Regions from separate parts of the Homo sapiens genome. Here region 2 is linked to region 1. A link is a loop called in an ENCODE intact Hi-C map of the cell type or tissue named here. Cell type or tissue: B cell. All regions are shown on one strand. Links, peaks and the distances in the headings refer to the core of each region. The heading gives the core; the rest is flanking DNA.

Region 1 (8,346 bases), core at 226-8,225:
AACAAAAGGTTGGTTTTTGGAAAAGATAAACAAAATCAATAAGGTACTTGCTAGACTAACCACGAAAAAAAAGAAAGATGGTCTTAAATAAAATCAGAAATGAAAAAGGAAACATTGCAACTGATAATACAGAAATACAAAAGATCATCAGAAACTATTGTGTACAACTATACACTAACTAGAAAACCTAGAGGAAATGGATAGATTACAGGACACATGCAACCTACCAAGACTGAATCAGAAAGAACTAGGAAACCTGATCAAATCAATAGTAACAAGATCAAAGCAATAATAAAAAGTCTTCCAACAAAGAAAAGTTCAGGACCAGATGGCTTCACTGCTGAATTCTACCAAACTTTTAAAGAACTAACACCAGTTCTCAAACTATTCCAAAAATTGAAAAGGATGGGAATTCTCCCTAACTCATTCTACAAGGCCAGCATTATTCTGATACCAAAACCAGACAAGCACAAGGACACACACAAAAAAACTACAGAACATACGGACATAGATGCAAAAATCCTCAACAGAATACTAGCAAACTGAATTCAACAGCACATTAAAAAAAAAAAATACACCATGATCAAGTGGGATTTATCCCAGGAATGCAAGAATAGCTCAATATAGACAAATCAATAAACATGATACATACGTCATCAACAGAATGAAGGACAAAAACCATATGATCATTTTAGTAGATAGAGAAAAATAATTCGATAAAATTCAGCATCTCCTCCGAATTAAAAAACTCAACCAACTAGGCATGGAAGGAACATATCTCAACATAAAAAGGCTGTATATGACAGACTCACAGTTAACACCACACTGAATCGAAAAAAGCTGGAAGCCTTTCCCTTGAGAACTGGAACAAGACAAGGACGCACGCTTTTCACCACTCCTATTCAACATGGTACTGGAAGTTCTACCCAGAGCAATCAGGCCAGAGAAAGAAGTAAAAAGTATCCAAACTGGAAAAGAAGTTGTATTTTCCTTGGCTGATGTTATGATCTTATATCTAGAAAAACTTAAAGACTCTACAAAAAAAAAAAAAAAAAAAAAAAACCTCAGATCTGATAAATTCATTAAAAGTTGCAGAATACAAAATCAACATACAAAAAAAATAGCATTTCTATACATCAATAATGAATTAGCTGAGAGAGAAATCAGGAAGGCAATCCCATTTACAATAGCTACAAAAAAATAAAACACTTAGGAATAAATTTAGCCAAAGAGGTGAAAGACCTCTATAAGGAAAAGTATGAAACCGATCAAAGAAATTGAAGAGGAGACAAATGGAAAGAGACCTCATGCTCATGGATGGGAAAAAATTATTATTTTTAAAATGGCCATACTACCCCAAGCAATCTACAGATTCAGTGCAATCCCCATCAAAATACCAACATCATTTTTCACAGAAGTAGAAAGAACAATCTTAAAATTTATGTGGAGCCAAAAAGAACCCAAATGCCAAAGCAATCCTAAGCAAAAAGAATATAGCTAATATAATAACTAAAACAGCATGGCATAAAAACAGACACAGAGACCAATGGAACAGAATAGAGAATTCAGAAATAAATCCATATATTTACAGCCAATTGATTTTCAATAAAGGTGCCAAGAACCTACAATAAACGGTGCTGGGAAAACTGGGTATCCACATGCAGAAGAATGAAACTGTACCTCTATCTCACTATATTAAAGAAAATCAAGATAGGCCAGACATGGGGCTCATGCCTGTAATCCTAGCACTTTGGGAGGCCAAGGCAGGTGGATTGCCTGAGCTCAGGAGTTCAAGACCAGCCTGGGCAACATGGCAAAACCCCACCTCTACTAAAATACAAAAAATTAGCTTGACGTGGTAGGCGCGCCTGTAGTCCCAGCTGCTTGGAAGGCTGAGGCATGAGAATCGCTTGAGCACAGGAGGCAGAAATTGCAATGAGCCAAGATAGCACCACTGCACTCCACCCTGGTTGACACAGTGAGACTCAGTCTCAAAAAAAAAAAAAAAAAATCAAGATGGAGTATAAAGACTTAAATGTAAGACCTGAAACAATAGAACTACTAGAAGAAAACATAGGGAAAACACTTCAGGATATTGGTTTAGGCAAAGATTTTATGGCTGGCCAAGAACTCAAAAGCACAGACAACAAGAACAAATAGATAAACTAGACTATACTAAACTAAAAAGCTTCTGCATGCCAAAACTTTTTGAATGGGAAGTATTTGCAAACTATTTATCTGATAAGGGAATAATATGTAGAATGTATACAAGGAACTCGAACAACTCAACAGTAGAAAAGACAAAATATTAAAAAGTAGGCAAACACAGACTGGGCAATGTGCCAAAACTGTCTCTACAAAGAAATACAAAAAAATTAACTGGGCATGGTGGTGTACTACTGTAGTCCCAGCTACTTGGTGGGGCTGAGATGAGAGGATCACTGAGCCCTGAGCGGTGATTACATCGCTGTACTCCAGCCTGAGTGATAGAGTGAGATCCTGTCTCAAAAAAAAAAAAAAAGTAGGCAAAGACCATGAATAGACATTTCGCGAAAGAAGACATACAAATGGCCAACAGGTATGTGAAAAACTGCTCAACATGACTAATAACCACAGTGAGATATCATCTTAACCCAGTTAGAATGGCTATTATTAAACAAAACATGCTGGCAAGGATGTGGAGAAAAGAGAACTCTTGTACACTGTTGGTGGAAATGTAAATTAGTCCAGTCACTATGGAAAACAGTAAGATTTCTCAAAAAAAAAAAAACAAATAGAATTACCATTGATCTAGCAGTCTCATTATTGGGTATTGATTCAAAGACAAACAGTATATCAAAGGAATAACTGCAGTCACATTGTTGCAGCACTATTCACAATAGCCAAGATATGGAATCAACCTGTCTATTAACGAACAAATAGAGTTTTTAAAAATGTAGTATATACACAATTGAATACTATTTGGCCATAAGGAAATGTCATTCACATCAACATTATGTTAAACAAGCCAGGCACAAAAGATAAATTTCACATGTTCCCATTTATATGTGGGTGCTAAAACAGTATCATGGAGGTAGAGAGTAGAATGATAAATAACCAGAGGCTGGAAAGTGAGTGGGTGTGAGGGGGGAATGAAGAAAGGTTGCTTGATGGATACAAGCATAAAGTTAGATAGAAGGTGTAAGTTCCATTGTTCGATACCTGACTATTGTCACCTTACAAATTATTGTATATTTCAAGCAGCTAGAAGAGAGAACTTAAAATGTTCCCAGCACATAGAAATGATGAATACAAGGTGATGGATACCCCAGATACCCTGACTTGATCATAACACATTCTATGCAGGCATCAAAATATCACATATACCCCATAAATATGTAAAATACTATGTATCAGTAAGAAAAATTGCATGTTTTCATTCAGTTTCCACAGAGCCCTCAGGTAGCTGTTTTTGTGTTTTATCCCATGTACAACTAATGCAAGTGGATTAGTTTAAGTGCTCACTCTTTCACACAGGAAGCAGGGTTTTTTTCTGGCTTAATTTTAAAGAATAAAACATTACAGATAAATTGAAGTTCTCCTATAGTGCCTTTTCCAATCCCATTGCATCCCAGGCAACCTCTTTAACAAACTTCATATGGATCTGGTCCATATTTTTATACTGAGCCAATACAGTTTAGAGGTTTGGAGTGTAAGCTCTGGATTCATACTGCCAGGAATACCTTTACAAGTTACTTATCCTCTCTGTGCCTCTCTTGGTACTTACCTAATAAGGTTGATAGCAAGGATTGAGATAATTTTTATAAAACACGCGGGATAGTAGCTAACATTTAGAATAAGAAGCACTCTGTATTTTGACTCTTGATTGTTATTCTTATTACAACTGTACTATATATTTTATATGGGTTTTAAAAAATTTACAGAGGGGTGATTCTATGAAGTTTTGGTTCAACATTAGCATCTCAAGCTCTTCATAATCCTTTTTCCTATTTGTTATTGAGCCATATATTTTTAAATGTTTGATCTCCAGTGACAGATACAGTACCTAGCACATAATAGATAGTCTACAAAATGTAAACTGAAATATATGTGTCATTGACTGGTTTTGTTAACCTCTTAATAATCTGTTTATTTCCCCACAGCTGTATTCTGTACGGGTGGAAGAGATGGCAACATTATGGTCTGGGATACCAGGTGCAACAAAAAAGGTTATCTAGATCTATTTTAATTTTGAGAGATTTGGGATTACCCTGTACTTAATTTTGAGTGAAAGAGTTAGTGATTTCATCTGATTACCACCAGGGGGCATGTACTCATAATTTCCCATTTCTGCTCACTGTTCCAGATCTCAGGATCTTCACTGAGTGTCCTGAGTGATAAATACATGAGTGTCACTGTTACAAGTATTACACTCATGTATTTATCTCATATTGTCTTCTGAATTATAATGCCATTTACCCACATTATTGATGGACTTAAAAATATTAATACGCAGCCTCACTGGTAAATGTCTTTATTTTGGTTTTTAAGAATTTTTTTTATTTTATTATTATTATTTTTTTTTTTTTTGAGATGGAGTCTCTGTCACCCAGGCTGGAGTGCAGTGGCGTGAACTTGGCTCACTGCACTCCCCACCCGCTGGGTTCCAGCAATTCCTCTAGCTCAGCCTCCTGAGTAGCTGGGATTACAGCCACCCGCCACCATGCCTGGCTAATTTTTGTATTTTTTTAATAGAAATGGGGTTTCACTATGTTGGCCAGGCTGGTCTCAAACTCCTGACCTCAAGTGATCTGCCCACCCTGGCCTCCCAAAGTGCTGAAATTACAGGCGTGAGTCACCAGGCCCAGCCTGATTTTAAAGAATTAGATTGAATTAAACATAAGCTCATGGTTGTCTCATGATGCTATTAAGCAGACGATGATTATCTCACTGTTCACTTTTAGTTAATTTATTAAAATTTTTTTTTGTGTCTGCATTTTAAAAAATTGGTAACATAGTTCTACATATTTTCAGGGGTATATGTGATATCTTGATACATATATAGAACATGAAATGATCAAATCAGGATAATTGGGATATCCATCACCTCAAACATTTATCTTTTCTTTGTGTTGGGAACATTACAATTCTTCTCTTCTGGTTTTTTGTTTCTTGTTTTTTTTTTTTTTGGAGACGGAGTCTCACTCTGTCACCCAGGCTGGAGTGCAGTGGCGTGATCTCATCTCGCTGCAACCTCCGCCTCCTGGGTTCAAGTAATTCTCCTACCTCAGCCTCTCAAGTAGCTGGGATTACAGGTGCATGCCACCACTCCCAGCTAGTTATGTATTTTTAGTACAGACAGGATTTCACCATGTTGGCCAGGCTGATCTGGAACTCCTGACCTCAGGCAATCTGCCTGCCTCAGCCTCCCATTCTTCTAGCTATTTTGAAATAAATAATAAAATTATTTAGAAAAATTTTAATAAACCTTATTTTGTAGAGCAGTTTTAGGTTCACAGCAAAACTGAGCAGAAAGTACAGAGAGTTCCCATATAGCCCCTGCCCTGCCCACACACAGACTTCCCCACTGACAACATCCTGTGCCTGAGTGGTACATTTGTTATAATCAGTTAACCTATGTCAACACATGCTGTCACTCAGAGTTTATAATTTACATCAGTGTTATATATTCTTAGTATTACACATTCTGTGGATATTGACAAATGTGTAATGACGTGCGTCCACCATTGTAGCATCATACACAATAGTTTCACTACTCTAGAAATCCTCTGTGCTCCAGTTATTCATCCCTACCTCCCTCTAAGCCCTGGCAACCACTGATCTTATTACTTCCCCCAGTCACATTTCCTCCATGTCATTTTATGGCTTTATCAAGCTCATTTCTTTCCAGTGCTGAATAATATTCCATTGTCTGGATGAACCAAAGTTTATCCATTCACCTACTGAAGGACATCTTGGTTGTTTCCAAGTTTTGGCAATTATTAAAGCTGTTATAAACATCTCTCCCTTTTTATACATTATAGTCTCACCACAGGAGATGTAGTGCAGCTGGCTCTGCTGGCTTCTAATTTCACCAACTTGGTCAAAAATTACTTAATATTGAAGTTTTATTTACACATGTTATATTCAGCATGTAAGAATCCTGAAACCTAAATTTCCTTGGAATATCTTTCAGATGGGTTTTATAGGCAAGTGAATCAAATCAGTGGAGCTCACAATACCTCAGACAAGCAAACCCCTTCAAAACCCAAGAAGAAACAGAATTCAAAAGGACTTGCTCCTTCTGTGGTAAGGTTTTACAGATGTATACATGTGTGCAGATCTTATCTGTAGGATAGAATAAATGGGAGGCTATTGATTAAGTGAATGAGAATCTTCATGATTCTCATTTGATATCAGTGGTTTATTGCTTATTCAGTACCTACATTTGTGGTTCTCAAATTTTAATTTTTGGTTCTTCTGAATTATAATGCCATTTACCTATATTATTGATGGAATTAAAATATATGTAGCCTCGTTGATAAATATCTTTAAATTTATTTTGGTTTTAAAGAATTAGATTGAATTAAACATAAGATGTTGTCTCATGCCATTAAGCAGAAAGTGGTTTTTTTTTTTACAATTTCAATATCTACATTTTAAAAAATTGATAACATAATTTTACATATTTTGGGGGGTACACTATGTATAATGATCAAATCAGGGTAATTGAGATAGCCATCACTTCAAATACTGTGTGCATCAGAGTTGCCTGAGGCACATGTTGAAAATTCACCTTACTCATCCCTAAAAATCTCTCTACACACACAGACACAAACACACACACACAAACACACCCCTATAGTATAGTGGAATTCATTAGGAAAAGTGGGGGAGGAGTAGTTTGAAGAAGCATATTAAGTACTGTGATGCAGTTTTCTAAGGGGAAAGAATACCTGTTGTTTTCGTAATACAAACTACAGAAAAATATGTTTTTTGTTTTGAGACAGAGTCTCGCTCTGTCACCCAGGCTGGAGTGCAGTGGCGCAATCTTGGCTCACTGCAAGCACCGCCTCCCAGGTTCACACCATTCTCCTGCCTCAGCCTCCCAAGTAGCTGGGACTACAGGTGCCCACCACCACGCCCAGCTAATTTTTTGTTTTTTTAGTAGAGACGGGGTTTCACCGTGTTAGCCAGGATAGCCTCAATCTCCTGACCTCGTGAGCCTCCCAAAGTGCTGGGATTACCGATGTGAGCCACCACGCCTGGCCAGCTTATTTTTAAGCATTTGACAAAATATTGTTAAATATATTGAGAAACACATGGGTAGAACATAGTACCACTCTAATAACTTACAGTCAGAGCTCAAACAATGCCCATAATATATCCTTTTTCTTTAAAAAATTGCCCTTTTTCTCACTTTAATGTAATTTTTTTTTCATATTCCTGGTGTGTAGGGTACAAGTTAATATTTTGGGGGAAGTATGACTGCTAAGACATTAAGACTTAAAACTATACACCGTGAACAGGACACAAGCATGAATGGAAGCAGATAGTAGAGGCCATATGAAGTTAAAACGAGTAGCATTTCAGACATTTAATCTGGTTCTGAGCCAAGATAACTTGTTAAGTAATAGCAATTAGGAGGTACGACTCCACTGGGCCTCTTTTTCAGGGCATGAAATAATCTTTTATTCATAATTCTTTTGATACTCCTATATGATAATCTAGGTAGACAGCAACATTTTAGAGATTAAACTGGCACAAGAAAGTTAAATAAGTTTCCTAAGGATACACACAGCATATTAGTAGGGCTGAGTCTAAGTAGATGCAGTAGGCTCAGACGAGCAAAATCTTTTAGTCACCAGTTTGTTTTTTGAGTATAAGTTGAAATATTAACACTGTATACTAAAACTTAATGATCCTTGCTAAAATTACCTCTTGGTCAGCATATATATCTGATCGAGATCATTAGACAAGACTTCATCTAAGTCAGTCTGGGGAGAAAAGTCGTTTTTTAGCACCTTGTTCCCTTGATGGTAAAGATTATGATGCCCAAGATAGAATCTTCTTCTTTTCTTGTGCTATCAGGATTTCCAGCAAAGTGTTACTGTGGTCCTCTTTCAAGACGAGAATACCTTAGTCTCAGCAGGAGCTGTGGATGGGTAAGAGTCTATTTCTTTTTTCTTCCGACGAGATCTTTTTTATGAGATTGTGATGAGGCAGTCACATAGTCTCATTATAATTGAATGTGTGTGCTTTCAACTGTCAACATAGCAAGTACCCCAACTGAGGAAAGGAGCTATAGATCACATTGGAAAATACCTAGTTGAAGGACTCTTGCTGGATAATTAAATGAAAGAATAC
Region 2 (8,346 bases), core at 192-8,191, 230 kb after region 1:
ACTCCTGACCTCAGGTGATCAGGCCACCTCAGCCTCCCAAAGTGGTGGGATTACAGGCGTGAGCCACCGCACCTGGCCACATTTTGCTTTTAAAAGCTTGGAAAAATATGCATAGAGTCAGTAATCATCTAAGTTATATGATGTAGGGTTCAACAAGTTGAAGGTGCCATATAGTATTTGGTCACTAGTAAAGAAGAAAGTAAATTGGAACTTTACATTAATTGTAGATATTTGCATGAAAATACAGTATTCATCATAAGGAAAATTATGTATTCAGGATAAATTTATGCAAATTTAATTGAGGAAATAAGACCCTTACTTGGATTACAAACTAATAGGAACAACTTCTTTTACTCCAGATGCCAAAATGCTTGCAAGTGATTTAAAAAAAAAACACCAACATTCAATTGCTTCAATTGGAACTTTGGCAGTGTACTTGATACCACAGTGTTGTGTTTTTTCTGCCAGTGGTAGTTTTTTCCATTTGTGGCCTTCACAAAAACATGGAAAGCCCTTTAGTATGTGTATGAAAGAAAGAATTTTCTTCCTCCTCTGAAATACCATCTTACTGTGGAGTGATTCAGATATCCATGGACTCCAAGATCTTTTAAGTTTCATACCAGCCTGCTTATGTTACTTTGACCACATGCATCTGAACTGGAAAGGTGCCAACTAGTTTTCCTCAAACCATAGTAAGGATTAACAAAATAATCCAGCCTTTTCACCTGTAAGAAGTATTTGTGCAAAATAATTTAGTAAGTGGGTTGTGGGATTTTAATGGCAAAAATGTTCAGAATAAATTGTTTTATAATTGAAAGTATTTAATAAACAACAAGCCTTGTTAAAAGGCTTTTCAGTCTAACCTATTTTGTTTAAGATTCTGGAAGGCTTGGTTTGGTAAAGTAGTTGATGCCTTACATTTATATAACATTTTAGCATTTTAAAATTATTTTACCTTAAAAATTTTCTTAAATTATAAAACAGTATTGTTCATACCAAGTGAAACAATCCAAAGATATGTAACCCTTAATCCCTGTGTATCTCCTGCTTTTTCACACCTAGTAAGTAAGGGTAATACTGTTGTTTGATAATCCATGGCTCATTGTATTTTTACAAACATCCTATTCATTGGGTCATCCCTGAACTTTTTGCAAGGTCAGTATTCCCATTTTATTGATGAGAAAGTTGAGGCCTAAAAAGAATAGTTTCTGGCCTGTGATTACTTATCTGGATGATGTTGCAGCTGACACTGGGACCTAGGTCAAATGATTTCAGTATTTGTGCTGTTAACTGTTTTATGTAAATTTGAAGCAGTGTGATAGAGTTGGGTCTCTGGGGTTAGTCCTGGGTCAAAGGTAAATTTTTAATCTTTCTAAGTCGTTTTCCTTATCTGTAAAATGGGGATAATACAAATCTCCCCAGGCCTGTGGGGATTAAGGGGAATAATTTAAGTGCCTAAAAATAGGCAAAGAATGTTAGTTCCCATTCTCTTAAATATTTGAAAATCCAGATTAAAAATATTTTTAAATGAAGGATTATTAATAGGATTACTTACTTAAATGGTAAACTTTCCTAGTGTATTTAAAGTGATTTTATTTATAATCAGTTTTCAGATATGATTTATGTGATCTGAAGTGCAGCTGCAACATCTTTCAGCACGAGTGTAGAAATGGAAATAGGATTAAGTCAGACTCTTTAAAACATTAAAAGCTGTGATAAGATTTTTTTACCAAGCGAAGAAATCAACCTAACCAGTAGAATTATATAGATGTGCAGTCATCTTAGGAGACAGCCGGGAAATAAATAGCAAGATAGGCTGAAACTGGCTTTGAGATTGAAGTCCCCTTCAGAAGAGGTAAAACTTTCCCAAGTAGCACTCAAGATTCTTTGTTGGTCCATTCTTAGCAACTGTGTCCCACTAGAGGTATTGAGGCCAGTAATAGTGGTGTTGATTGCAGTGCTTCCTTACCTTTAGGGGGAAAAATGTGTGTGTTTTCTAAAGTAGGTGATCTAAGGTAATTGTGGAACAAGAACACTGACATTATCTTAAGTTCTATAGCTAAACCTTTTTGTGGAGAGAAAACCGTACTACTCACTCAACTTTTAAGGTTTATAGATCTTCTCAAAGTTACTATCATTCCATCTAAACACAGTTGGGATGGCACTAGAGGAGAGTTCAAATTCATCTGAAGATGTTAAGAAAATTGTTTACAAAAGGAAATAACATTTTAGTCATTTTAGGACTATTTTCTGAGATATCTCTTCTGGAAGATTTATTTTTAAAAAATTTAAAACATTTTTAGGATATTCTTAAGAGAAATTGCTAAATAAAGTGTTCACTGCTAGTCCTCACATAAAGGAAAAACTTTTCTATTTAAACCCATTTTAACATCTTTAGAATTCCTGTTTAGGATCATCTCTTCCTCCTCTCCATTTTATTACCTTATCTGATTGTTAATTGTGGATTATTTTATGAAGTGTCTAACTGAATAAAGTGCTAATCCAATAAAATGTATTTGGTAAAATAATGCAACCATTGTAGTATGTTACTGTCATGTAAACAGTAGATTTAAATTGTCTTCCTGCATCAGTGATGACTCATTCCTTTCAACTTCAGTTTAGCCATTTTCACCTGCAAGAATAACATTTTTCTCTTGATAAAATAACAAAGATGAATTAGTCTTTAAGGAGTTATTGCTGCCTTGGATTTCAAAGACAGGTTTACTAACAGAAATAACACATTTAGATTTTTGTGTTTCATTTTTAAAAGTTAGATTTTTGTAAAAAGCTGGGGATAAAGACTAGTTTGTTTTTATGTGTTTAGCACTGTGGTTCCCAATCCTGGCTATACTTGGAGAGGTCATTTATTTTATTTTATTTTATTTTTTTTCAGACTGAGTCTCGCTGTGTCCCCAGGCTAGAGTGCAGTGGCACGATCTCTCGGCTCACTGCCACCTCTGCCTCCCAGGTTCAAGCGATTCTCTTGCATGCACCACCATGCCAAGCTAATTTTTGTATTTTTAGGAGAGATAGGGGTTTTGCCATGGCTGGTCAGGCTGGTTTTGAACTCCTGACCCCAGGTGTTCTGCCTGCCTTGGCCTCCCAAAGTTATGGGATTACAGGCGTGAGCCACTGCACCCGGCCTATACCTGGAGAGTTTAAAACAAAACAAAACAAAACAAAAAATCAATACCTGGGCACATCCCTAAGAGATTGTAAATTAATTGGCCTAAGGTAAAATCCACTTACAGTATTTTTAAAAGCTCCCAGGGTGATTCTAACGCGCAGCCAGGATTGAGAATCACCGGGTTAGCATTGTCTGTCTATTGATTTAATTCATTAATTGAGACTTCGTCCTTTTCTCTCTGATACTCATGGTTCATTACCCAGCCTATTAACATTTCCTGCCCTGGCTTCACCTCCTGCTATTTACATTTCACTCTCTTAACTTTGCTGCCCCCTATAGCTTATTAGCTGCTTTCCTGAAGGGGAGATACTGCCATTAGATTCTGGAGTTTAGGTATGATGGGATGATTCTACTGGTTTATTGTCATTACCATAATTAAAGCCCAACTATTATTTGATGTAGGGTGGTCAGTTTTCTTTTCTCTGTGATTTTTGGAGCTGGCAGGTAAAATCGAGAACATGTGATAGAGGTTTGCCTAATTTTAATCCCATCATTCAGGATAATAAGTAATGATTTCAACCACTTTGGGATGTAAAACTAGTTTCCTCTGTATGCTCACAACACTGTTCTGTTTCTTGAAGATCTAGGCCTGATACTACCATTGTATATGTTAAATACAAGATATTGAACAAAGGAACTATTCTTGAACTTTACTGCGTTTTTGGTCATGCCTTATTTTTATTTCACATTAAGAAATGTTTTTCTCCAGAGTGTTTTCGTGTCTATCATCTAACTTAATCTTGACCACAACTTTTTATCGAAGGCAGGGCAGTGAGAACTCAGGGCTGCTTATATTCCATATTCCTATTTTGTCTTTGTCTTTTCTGGTAACTGGTTTGAATAATACTTCTGTTAGTTGATTTGTTGTTTGGGTGGCTTTTCAGTTGTTATGTTGTGATGCTCTCTCTCCAGAATGAGATGGTGAATTTTTCTGTGAAAGCAGAGTCATTATCTGTTTTTTCAAATCCTGTTATGGTACCAAATACAGTATTTTGTGCATAATGTGGTCATAGAGACAGAGTCAGTGTTTTGATGAAGAAATTATATGTTGGTTGTCTTATAGTCACTCCTTCCCCTTTAGATTGTGCTGCTTTTAGTGATGTTTGGTGCTATCTACCAGATGTTGATTCTTTTCTGTTTTGTTTTTTGGTTTTCCATATTTTTTTGAGACAGGGTCTTGCTCTATCACCCAGGCTGGAGTGTAGTGGCACAATTGTAACTTACTGCAGCCTCAAACTTCTGGGCTCAGGCAATTGTCCCAAGTAGCTAGGACTACAGGTGTGTGCTGCCACACCCAGCTAAGTTTTTTATTTTTATTCTTGTACAGACAAGTTCTCGCTATGTTGTCCTGGCTGGTCTTGAACTCCTGGCCTCATGTGATCCTCCGTCTTTGGCTTCCCAAAAGCTGGGATTACAGATGTGAATCACTGCCTCACCCAGTTTTTTGGTTTTAATATATTTATGCCTAAAACTGGTTCAGGATTATTTAAAACAGGGGAATCCAAGGGAGAGAATACAATCATGGGTTCTTAGTTTCTGTTTTTGGTTGTGCCAGTAAAGCCCCTTCCTCGTCCTTCTTTTCTGCTTATCACTAGAGACAGAAACTAAAAACCATGGCTTCAGGATGCTAAAAGCCTAAAACAAAACGAAACAGAACAACAACAACAAAATAAGGTGGGTTGGACAAGCTTGATTTAAAGTAAATGAATTCTGGGTCCTTAATATCTTGGTAGTAAATAGTAAATGTAGGTTTAAAACAAAAGATTATTTGTATTTTGCCAATGACCAGTATGAGTGACATGTAACATTATTGATTGATTTGTTGCTATGAAAGTTATTGTATAAGATTTGTGAGGAAAAGTAATACTGGGTTGACTCCTAGACATGGACATGTGTGTATAAAATAACTGAAACAATTTGTTTGCAGTAATTTCTAAGTTTAAGATGCAATCTTTCTTTATAAGGATGTCCTTGAAGGAGGTAAAAGGAACAGATTTGAAATATATAATACTTTTAGTGTATTATTATGTAACAAGGAATCTAAATGCTTTGCTGAAAGAGTTTTGTATGACAGACTGGGATTATGCAAAATAAACTCTACTTCTCTGAGCAGGATGTTGACTAATAAGCAGTTTCAAGCCTAGTTTTTATATCTGTCTTTTTGAACTGTTACCTGAAGGATTTTATTTATGTGGGACTTTTAAGTAAGTAATGAAGAATTTTAGAAATCCTGTAATTTTGATTGGGTTTGCTGAAGAAACATACTGGAATTTTTTTTTTTTTGGTGGGGGTAGTCTAACTTGGATACTGAAGACAAGGGATTTCTTGGAAACACACTCCTCCTACTGGAATGGTGATGCTAATTGCCGCTACTATATAACCTTACTGTGATGTTATATCTAGTTGAGCTTTCCAGTGCTGAATGGGATCTCAGAAGTCATTCTGGTTTAGCCTCTGTTGGGAATTGATTTCACTCTTGTTATTCTAATAAATATCTTGCCATTTCATCAGAGAAGTTTTCTTTAAGGTAGGGAGGAAAGTACAGGGTTTTAAAACCCTTATTCTCTCAGGTTTTGCTTAGTTAATGAATAAACCATTTAGATAATAGCTAAAAGAGGTTGAATACCTGAAACAAGAATTTTTAAATGGCTTAGAACTTGCAGTTCAGTAGTATCAAATCTAAAATTGTATATTTTTTTTCAGCAGAACGCAGATTTTAAAAAATTGTATATTTTGTCTAATTGGTTTTGCCTTTGTTTCACATTGTATCAAGGATATTCCATAATTACAGCTATTACCATAAGTCAATGGTTATTTGAACTCATTGTTAATCCCCTGCCTCTAAATTGATAAAAGTGAAAAAGGGAAAAAGGTGAGACAGTTTTTGTTATAACTCCTGAATTTTAATTAGCAAAACTGGGTAGATTTTTAAAACAACTTTTCAGACAGGCTTTTCTGAAGAAAAATATCTATTGAAGTTAAAAGTAAAATAAGACATAACTTCTGTAGGAATGTTTCTAATTTTATTAAAACAAACAAAAACAACAACAAAAACGTGCCCTACCATTCTTCTTTAAATTGGTCAGTGGCAAAATATTTTGTTTGCTGTGAAATTAGACACACACTTTATTTTCAAAAATCTAGTACAGAAATCTTTTCCTTTCTTTGGTTTTCCATAGTGCATAAAATTTTGGTGAACCGCTGCAGAGATTAAAACTTAGTAAAGTGAAAACAATGAATGCTTTTTCTTTTAAATTTAATGTCTTTAGGAGTTTATAGTTGGTGAATACAGACTTGTAAGCAGGCAGTTGCAATTAATGTGTTCAGTGTCATGATAAGAATAAGCTCTAAAATGTTAAGGGAGTATGTGAAGGACTCAATCCCGTTTTAGTAGGGGAGGGGAGTGATCAGGGAAAGTTTCCTGGAGAAAGTGACAGGTAAACTGCCATCTAAAAGGCCAGAAGGTGTTAGGCCAAGATAGATGGGCTAAGAGGTCCACCCAAAAGACAATATATGGAGACCCAAAGGTAATTGAGCATAGCATATTTTGGGAATTACCAGCAGTTTACATAGCTGTGATCTAGAATATAGGTTACATTCTATATCTCTGTGGTATATTCTGTATCACTAGAGAAGTGGAACAGCATTTAGGGTCTAGTGCGTAATCTTGTTGCTATGTTGAAGAATGGATGTAGGCAATTTATTGCATTCATACCTGCCAGTAACATGAAGAACGTATTGGGAAATCAGAGTGAGTAACACTAGTGAGGATACTGACACAGTAATCCAGACAAGAGATAAAGGTGCTTGTCCAAGTGGGGATGGGGTGGTATCATAGGCAAAATCTGGTGAGAGGGAACAATCAACGATGATACATTTCTAACTTGGGCAACTGGATGTATGATAGCAGTTTATTGAAAGGGAAAAAAGACATTAGATTTGGGAGGAGAAGATAATGGTTCTTTGTTGGACAGGTCGAAGTGTCCATGGGAAATTGAAGTGAAGCTGCCTAGTAGGAAGGCGGATTATTTGGATATGGAGCAATGTGCTAGAGATAATTTGAGAGTCTTTGGCTTACATGTGGCATTTGGAGCAATGGAAGTAGAAGCAACTGCCCACTGAAAATGGATAGAATGAGAAGACTCCAAGGAATACCAACATTGAGATAATGGGTAAGGGAAAAAGGTACAACCAAGAGCCAAGAGAGACAGCTGGAGTGGAGGCCAAAGAAGACAGGAGAGAGTGGAGACAAGGCTGTCAGGGGAAGAGAGTCTTTAAAAACTGGGGGATGGGTGGGGAAAGTAGTAACAGTGGATAACTGTGGACAAGTCAAGTAAGAACTGAAAAGTTTCCGTGGGTTAGTCTTTAGGCAACATTGGTGACTTGAGAGGCGTTTGGAGGACTGATAATGTGAAATGAGATTTGTGTAAGGTGGATAATGAGTAGAAATTGTAAAAGCTGAGTGAGTAAGTATGGACAACTCTTTCAGAAAGTTTGGCAGTTAAAAATTACTATAGCTACTGGGTAGAGAATGCATTGTAGCAGAAGAAGATTTTTAGGAGGACAAGTTAGGAGATTAATAAGCCAGGTAAGACTTTATGTGACTTGGGCCTGGGTAGTAGCCCAAGATGGAGAGAAGAAGATGCATTTGAGATATATCTTAGATAGGACCTTGTTAATGAATTGTTTGGGAGGAGATGGAAAGGCAGAGGTGTAGGAGTCAAGGATGACTCTCACGTGCTTTAGCTTGGACACCTGGGTGGATAGGAATGTGTCCCACCACCGAGAAAGGAGTACACTGGAGGGGGAATCAGGTATAGAGGGAAAATCCAGAGTTGTATTTTGGAAATTTTAAATTTGAGATGCCATTTAGAAACCCAGTTATAAATATCAAATAGATCACTGCATATGTGAATCAAAGAGTGCCCATTTGTTAATTTCTATACATTAACTATATTCTTTACTAATGTCTTCTAAACATTAACTGTATTCTTTACATTAACCTTTACTGGCCTGCCAAGACTTTCAGATTTGCTTATAAGAAGACATTGATAGTTTGGGTTGCTGGCCACTTAGTCTCCTGGCCAAATTGGGATTATCTATTCCCTACTCTATAGAACATCTTCTGTGTACACTGCATGATAAGATGTCATTGTTAT

Evidence for each region. Peaks named below come from ENCODE experiments on the same cell type or tissue, not always from the same donor. Only the 100,000 strongest peaks of a DNase experiment are listed, where the experiment ranks them.
Region 2: it touches region 1 in a loop (14-fold over the local background); 93 of 110 quality-filtered maps call a loop at or near these places.

What each region holds. Positions count from the first base shown.
Region 1 is chr1:212,058,742-212,067,087 of GRCh38, forward strand. DTL (denticleless E3 ubiquitin protein ligase adapter) reads left to right here. Exons shown (of 15, transcript NM_016448.4): 6 at 4,143-4,208; 7 at 6,176-6,288; 8 at 8,071-8,144. Among named protein-coding and RNA genes, the nearest start is that of MIR3122, 15 kb to the right of the region's middle. In B cell, for the core only: CTCF peaks have their summits at 4,311 (motif pointing right) and 4,514; a DNase peak (open chromatin) is centred at 4,320.
Region 2 is chr1:212,288,238-212,296,583 of GRCh38, forward strand. All of the region lies in intron 1 of PPP2R5A (protein phosphatase 2 regulatory subunit B'alpha), which reads left to right. Among named protein-coding and RNA genes, the nearest start is that of PPP2R5A, 7.0 kb to the left of the region's middle. In B cell, for the core only: CTCF peaks have their summits at 3,460 and 3,663; a DNase peak (open chromatin) is centred at 3,434; H3K4me3 peaks cover 465 bases; H3K27ac peaks cover 765 bases.